Regions from separate parts of the Homo sapiens genome. Here region 2 is linked to region 1. A link is a contact called in ENCODE Hi-C or POLR2A ChIA-PET data. All regions are on one chromosome and are shown on one strand. Each heading gives the region's core, a stretch centred on a gene start or an enhancer-like site at or near the end of the contact. The rest is flanking DNA. Distances are from core to core; before and after follow the strand shown.

Region 1 (3,818 bases), core at 731-3,230:
GACCTCCTGACAGCCCTACGAGTAGGTAGTGTTACTTCCATTTCATCAACAGGGAAAGCAAGGGTCAGAAGGATTAACTGGCCTAAGGTCACAGTTTGTGAACTATGGTCCCACATTAAAGTTCACTATGCCAAGATGCCACTCATTAAGAATCACTGAAATAGTTGTGAGAAAATACAGAGATGCAAGAACCCCCAAGTGTCTAAGTCTGATTTTAGCCCCTATATGCACTACTCTGCATCAACCACCCTAAACATGAAAAAACAAGAGCTCATTAGCAGTAATTACTTGAAAAAGGCATTTAATTTAGAACAGAATACTAAATTTCCCCAAAAGTTCATCTAGTAGAAAAATTTTGATTCCAGCATATAACAGATTGCTATATTTTCCCTTTACCAAAAACATTTTAGGCCAGGCACAGCAGCTCATGCCTGTAATCCCAGAACTTTGGGAGGCAGAGGGAGGTAGATCGCTTGAGACCAGGAGTTGGAGACCAGCCTGGGCAACATGGCAAAACCCCATCTCTACCCCAAAAAATAAAAAACTTGGTTGGGTGTGGTGGTGCAGCCTGTAGTCCCAGCTAATAAGGAGGCTAACGTGGGAGGATCACCTGATTCCAGGAAGTCAAGGCTGCAGTGAGCCCTGATCATGCCACTGCACTCCAGCCTGGGCAACAGGGTGAGATCCTGTCTCAAAAAGAAAAAAAACATATATATATTAAAGGAGACAAACTGAAAGGAAGGTAAAAACCAATAGCAGATGAGTCAATTTTGCATTAAAACCTTGGTCAAGGTCAAAGAACATGTGGGATTATAAACATGGGTGCTGGATTATACTACTCCAATGGCATTTTGGAAGTGGAATAGCTGAAATTTGTGTTAAAGAGGCTAGAAGCATGTGCTTTCTCATGCAATTATGTGAAAAGAACTAGGGAGAAGGTTTAAGAACTAAAAGCTGAGCAGATTAAATGAGTTTTGCCCCAAATTTTGGCTATCTCAACCATCAACTCAGTATCTCTGAGAGCACATCTGGGCCTGAAAGACAAAATCAGGCACTGAGTATTTGGACGTACCAACAAATAGAGGAAAACAGGAGGGAAATGCCTCATATGCACATTACCTGCAACAATACATAATGCACTGACACATCATTTCTAAAACTGAAGGGGAGAAACAGAAGTTTCTGGGGGTAAGTTATCATCAGTAATTGTAAAGTAGTAGTACAGGTACTCTGTTACTAACTCAAAATATGTAAACTACCACTGATATTCTATTTTGCTTGCTGTCCTCTGTCTTCCTTTAGAATGTGAAAACATTTACAATGATTTGCACAGGTTTGTATGACCTTCAAGTCTATCAACTGTTTATCTATTCTCTTGTGAATAGATATTCTCAAAAATGAATTCTCAAACCACAGAGCTTTTCGGGAACCTAACTCCCACTACTAGAAAGTGACTGGTCTATCAAGTAGACACTAGAAAGCACCCCTATCACATGCAGACCTAGGTTCCAAAGGCTCATTTCTAAGACAGTTGGTTAAAAGTCTACATTAAGAACTCCTTTAGTATGTAGTATGTAAAGCCAACTTTTATAAGGCGGGCTTGTTCCAGGCCCAGAAGACCTCAGTGAACTGAGCTCGAAAGTCCCAGTTATGTTTCACTGCATGAGATGACTTATCTTTAATGGGCCCTGGTATAAATTTTCTACTTTAAACCACTAAACCCCATAATTACAAAAAGTAAGTACCACTATCATTCCCATTGTCCAGGTGAGAAAACTAAGGCACAGAGAGGTGAAGTGAAACCATCCCAAATCACACACGACTAATGGTAGAGAGATATTCAAATCCAAGCAAACTGACTACTAAGCCACTGCTTTTGGCCATATTAAACTGAATCTACCATTTCCCCTACTCAAAAAGGGAGGAAAAACAGAGAAAAAATCCACTTCTCCTTTCTGTATTCTCAGTCTTGGGTAACGGGTGTCACCATCAGCCCAATCTCCCAAGGGCAAAAACTGTATTACCTTTGCACCAACCTAATAAAATTCCACCACCCAAAATTTGGTGTTGGAATCTCTGCTCCTTAAATATATGTATATATACATATATATCTTTATATCAACAATTTATATTTGCATCATCATTTTACCAGGTGCACAGTACTCCACTGCAAAGACGTAAATGCATTTTAAGCAAACACCTATTGAGGGTATGTGGCTTGTTTCTAATTTTCACTAGCATGAATTTTAAATCTTAGAGCCTGCTTCTTCCCCTCTGCTAACAGGAACTAAGAGCAAAGTGGTATGAAGAAAACACCAAGAGCCATGAAGACAAGTCCTTTAACTGATATGCTTGCTTAAGGATGTTCTTTTATGTCACCTACACAAAATGTACTCAAAATTTCTATTATTCAAATCAATTCTAGATCTTAAGAGGAACTTAGAAGAGGTGGCCCAATGACGCTCTAGGTGCTCTGGGAATCAAAGCTGAGATCCAGCGCTTAGTGCTATCTATTGTAACGTTTCCCTCACTAACCTGAACATCTAGGGTAATCTCATTTATGTATATATTCCCTAACAAAGGAGTATCTATCAGACAGAAGACATTTAGAAAGAATATGTTCAATCAGTAACCTGCAAGCCCTTCTCATAACTAGCTTATAAGAAATGCACTGGAAAACTGCCTTGCTCTCTCTCCCTTCTGACAGCACCAACTTTTCCACACAGGATGTTCTATAATACAATATATACACACATATATAATTTATATATAAAATGTAAATATATAATTGATTTGCATGAGTGCATGCATACATATACTTAGTTGGTTATATGTACTTTTATACGTATGTAATTATATATCATTTTATAAACCATTGCCTTTAAATAATCCTTGCATCTCAGAAACACAGAAAAATAACAAGGCCCAGAAATAATCAAAAACACACACTGCATGAATAGCTTACATTTTCTTCCAATGAGTCTATTACTAAAAGCAGTAAAGTGAGTTCAGTTTTACTTACTTCCCCTCCCACACTTCTGTGGAGTTTACAGAGAAATGCTACCCCCTTAAAAATTCTTAAAATGTATGTTCTTGTATTTCACAACACTAGCTATCCTCCAAATAATCCATGTCTCTTTCACATTTAGCCCTAACCTCAGATGTGACCTCTGGTTCTATCCCCTGACCGCTTCACTCATTTCTCTATACATCTTTCCCTGCAAAAGAAGTATTTTCAATGGTTTACTCCAAACTAATACTTCAAACTCTCTTCTCCACTCAAACTTTTCACTCAATATCTAGTCTAACAAGCTGTTGGGTGGCTGCCTACAGTGCCACATCCCTGCCTCCATTCTCTATGCCTACAACTCCTCATCACATTCCTGCACCACATGTTATCCACTTGAACTTCCCATCTCTATTCCCGCACCACCATTCTTTCAGTAATTTCATTAGAAGCTGCTGACTTTATCTAAATGGTCTTACTAAATCCTATCCATTTTCGAAGTGCCTCATGCCTTTCCATTCCTCTCCATGCTCACTTTAGTCACCTGAACCAAGTCCTTAATTCACCTTAAGTATTACAAATGCTTCCTAGAATTAACTATCTCCTAGGCCTGATGGTTATGTCATAAACTCTAGGGCAGGTTCCCTAAACTACATCAGACTCTACTCCCAAAAATCCTGATTCAGGAAGCCTGGACAAGGACCTAAGAATATGTGTTTTGTTTTAACAAGATGTTACAGATGAATCCTGGACCCAGCGAAGTTTGGGAACTACTGTGCTTAAAAAGCTGTATCCGCTGCCCTAATTTATT
Region 2 (3,656 bases), core at 673-3,172, 140 kb before region 1:
TTTTTTGTATTTTTAGTAGAGACAGGGTTTCACCATGTTGGCCAGGATGGTCTCGATCTCTTGATCTCGTGATCCGCCTGCCTCGGCCTCCTGAGTTGCTGGGATTACAGGCATGAGCCACCACGCCTGACCAGTATCTGGTAGTATCTTACTATCTTACCAGATTCTACCTAATCTAAGAGCCCTGGACCTTGGACTCTGGGGTCTGTTGATCCCATGAACAGTCATACCTCCCACTTGGTGAGACCCAGAGCTTCAGTAGCAGAGCCCTGGACTGCAATAGGCCTGGAGCCCATAGGAACTGGGAATCAGGAAACATCAGGATGGGTTGGTGTCATCAGAAGAAACTGTTTCTTGGAGGGCTGGGCCTGAGCTGGCCTTGAAGACTTGGAGGCCCTTGGATGAGTGGAAGTCAGGGAGGGTAGAGCCTCATGAGAACCGTGGTGTCTGGACACTGTGGAGACCGGCTGGGGACTCCCCAAGGATGGGATCTGCTCGGCACAGGGAGGAAGCCACAAACCGAAACTTGCTGTGCTTAGCTGAGGTTGCTGGGCACTCAGGCGTTGCTCAGACTCATTCAGAGCCAGAATTTAGACTTCATGCTCTGTGAGCAGGTCTCAGGGAGAGGGTTGAGAAGGAGCTCCCAGTCACTTCAAATCTTCCTCTGAGATAGCTTGTCTATCATCGATTCAATCAACAAAGGCTCTTTGAGCTCCTCCCATGTGTGAGCAGAACATCCCGGAAGCCTCCCCTAGGGTTCATGTTCCAGGAAGGGGACTGGGAATAAATCCAGGCGTTTATGCCAGAGGGGATGGTGGGTGCTTTGAGGAAAAGTAAAGCAGGTGAGGGAAGAGAGTGCCCTGCTTTGATGGGTGGTATGGTTTGGCTGTGTCCCCACCCAAATCTCTTTTTTTCTTTCTTTCTTCTTTTTTTTCTTTTCTTTTCTTTTCTTTTTTTTTTTTTTTTTTTTTTTTTTTTTTTTTTTTGAGAGGGAGTCTTGCTCTGTCTCCCAGGCTGGAGTGCAGTGGCGTGATCTCGGCTCACTGCAACCTCCACCTACTGGGTTGAAGTGATCTCCTGCTTCAGCCTCCCGAGTAGCTGGGACTACAGGCGCCTGCCACCATGCCAGACTAATTTTTATATTTTATGCCAGACTAATTTATATACTAATGGGATTTAGTACAGATGGGGTTTCACCATGTTGGCCAGGCTGGTCTCAAACTTCTGACCTCAAGTGATCTGCCCTCCTCAGCCTCCCAAAGTGCTGGGATTACACGAGTGAGCCACCGTGCCTGTCCCCACATCTCACCTTGAATTGTAGTCCCTATAATCCCCATGTGTCATGGGAGGGACCAGGTGGAGATAATTGAATCATGGGGGGCAGTTTCCCCCATCCTGTTCTCGCGATAGTGCGTTTCTCATGAGATCTGATGGTTTTATAAGGAGCTTCTCCCCCTTTTGCTCTGTGCTTCTCCTTGCTGCTGCCATGTGAAGAAGGATGCATATGCTTCTCCTTCCACCATGATTGCAAGTTTCCTGAGGCCTCCTCAGCCCTGTGGAACTGTGAGTCAATCAAATCTCTTTCCATTGTAAATTACCCAGTCTCAGGTATGTCCTTATAGCAGTGTGAGAATGAACTAATACAATGGGAGAATCAACAAACAACCAAGAGAACAACATTTGAACAAGAGGGAGTGGCTGCCGGGTGTGCCTTTCCTCTTCTTACCTGTGGTGCCATTGTTGGTCCATCTCCACAGAACCATCTGAGGCTCCGCAGTTTATCCATCCCCAACTGTAATAACACTAATAACAGCCCCTCTACCACGAGCAACCACGGCAGATGTTTGCTCCCATTTGTAAAAGTTCTGGCTCAGCTGCCTCGCTCTGCTTGCTACAGGCATTTATCAGCTGTTCACTAAGCTGGATGGGGCAGTCTGCAAAGATAGATGTGGACACGTGGTGACCTCCTTACAGATCAGCTGCCGAGACACACATATCAGAGTTCTGAGAACACGCACGTTCAAGAGCGTGCGGAACGCACTGTACTCCGCAAATCCTTCCTGGGGCCTCACCTCGCTATATAAGGCTCTTCAGCTTCACACACATATAGACACACAGAGTCATCAGCACGGGTTTGGTATTGCTATCTTTGGAAACAACCCACATCTTTGAGTCCCATCCAGAGCCATGTCCACCTGTGGTTATCTTTTGGCAGCATGTTAGCCTTTTAAAGGCACCCACATTGTTCACGCCACTCAAGCTGAAGGAATTCAGGCATGTCGCCTTGGAGCTGGGAAAATGATACTCCCCATTTAGGGACTGTGGAGATAAGAGGGAGTTCAGAGTTCAGCTCAACTTGCTGAGATTTTGCAGCAGTGGCTCTTAAACTTTGGTGTGCTGAAAAATTAAGTAGTTGTGTGCTGAAAATGAAGATCTGGAGGTCCAGCCACTCAGATATTTAGACTCATGCAGTCAGTCTGAAGAGGAAGCTGGAATTCTGCAATTGACAGGCCCCTGGGGGCTTCAGGTGCTGACGGGCCACAAAGCACACTTTGAGAAACTGTTTGACTGTTGTACAGCCACAAACCAGTGTTGAAGGCAAGTTTTTGGAGATGCCACCTCCTTGGTAGCAAGTAATCAGCTGTGAAGAACACAGAACAGCTTCCTCTTAAAACAAAAGTGCAAGACCCTCCAAAGGTTAAGCAGGGAAGAGGGCTAGGAGATGCTGCGGAATGGGAGCAGGGGCTCCAGTCATCTTCAGGGCTCTCAGCATTTAACCTCCAAGCTTCACCTTCCCCTTGGAGTTCTGCTTGTTGTTGCTGTTGTTGTTGTTTTTAACTCTGATTTCTACCATGCCCATCAAAATTCCAATCGCCTTATCCCGAGTATAACTAAAATTAGCTGACATTTGCAAAAAAAAGTAATAAAGCAAAAGATGGAGAAAACTAAGGGGAATCATGATTGAAACTATAAATAGCAACAATATCCAAGTCTCCAAAATGTAGGTTTCTACTGCTAAGATGCCCGCTCACCAGCAGTGAGTGGGTGTCCCTCCGTTCACCTCCACCTCCAGGGTCCTTGACTCCTAGACTTCTGCTGGCATACTTCCCCCTGCACCTACCGGCCCAACACAACCGTTGCCTTCTCTGAGAACCAAAGCAGAAAACAGAAAATACGGTTTCCTATCCCACGCGGCTAGGATGACTCCACCAGCTCTGGTCCTGAGGCGCTCCCATCTCTCTGGCTCCAAGCTCTGCCTCTGGCCTCTGAGGCATTCACACACATCCCTTTCAGTACACACTTCGTGTGGCACTTCATGGGCACGCAGGATACACAAGCCATAATAACCCATGCACAGAACAGCTTGTGTGAGTGTAGCCTGCGGAGCGTCTGTGGCATACTGTGAGATGTACTATACCAAATGTGGCAAACACTTGTGACCAGCCCCTTGGGTGTATGTCCAGTTAGAAATGTAAAGCAATTCTGGGCAACATAGCAAGAGCCCATCTCTATAACAAACAAAATAAAAAGTTAGCTGGGGCCGGGCGTGGTGTCTCATGCCTGTAATCCCAGCACTTTGGGAGGCTGAGGCAGGCGGATCATGAGATCGGGAGATCAAGACCATCCTGGCTAACACGGTGAAACCCCGTCTCTAC

What was found. A loop is a pair of places that touch in the nucleus more often than their neighbours do. ChIA-PET counts read pairs that join two places held with the same protein, here RNA polymerase II (POLR2A). Pooled maps may share reads with other maps.
Region 2: a pooled map shows a loop between it and region 1 (1.9-fold over the local background). The contact joins two enhancer-like sites. A Hi-C loop is called at or near these places in 2 of 37 single-sample maps with no recorded cell type and 6 of 50 pooled maps. POLR2A ChIA-PET finds 5 or more read pairs at or near these places in 3 of 52 experiments (BJ, activated CD8-positive, alpha-beta memory T cell and activated naive CD4-positive, alpha-beta T cell).

Annotation. Positions count from the first base shown.
Region 1 is chr21:37,412,358-37,416,175 of GRCh38, reverse strand. The region is part of intron 1 of DYRK1A (dual specificity tyrosine phosphorylation regulated kinase 1A); the gene reads right to left. Among named protein-coding and RNA genes, the nearest start is that of DYRK1A, 47 kb to the right of the region's middle. Within about 2 kb of position 1,980, at least 2 of the 41 ENCODE cell types and tissues checked have a DNase peak (open chromatin) inside an H3K27ac peak, as active enhancers do.
Region 2 is chr21:37,554,420-37,558,075 of GRCh38, reverse strand. All of the region lies in intron 1 of KCNJ6-AS1 (KCNJ6 antisense RNA 1), which reads right to left. Among named protein-coding and RNA genes, the nearest start is that of KCNJ6-AS1, 38 kb to the right of the region's middle. RefSeq lists enhancers at 357-536, 747-806. Within about 2 kb of position 1,922, at least 4 of the 41 ENCODE cell types and tissues checked have a DNase peak (open chromatin) inside an H3K27ac peak, as active enhancers do.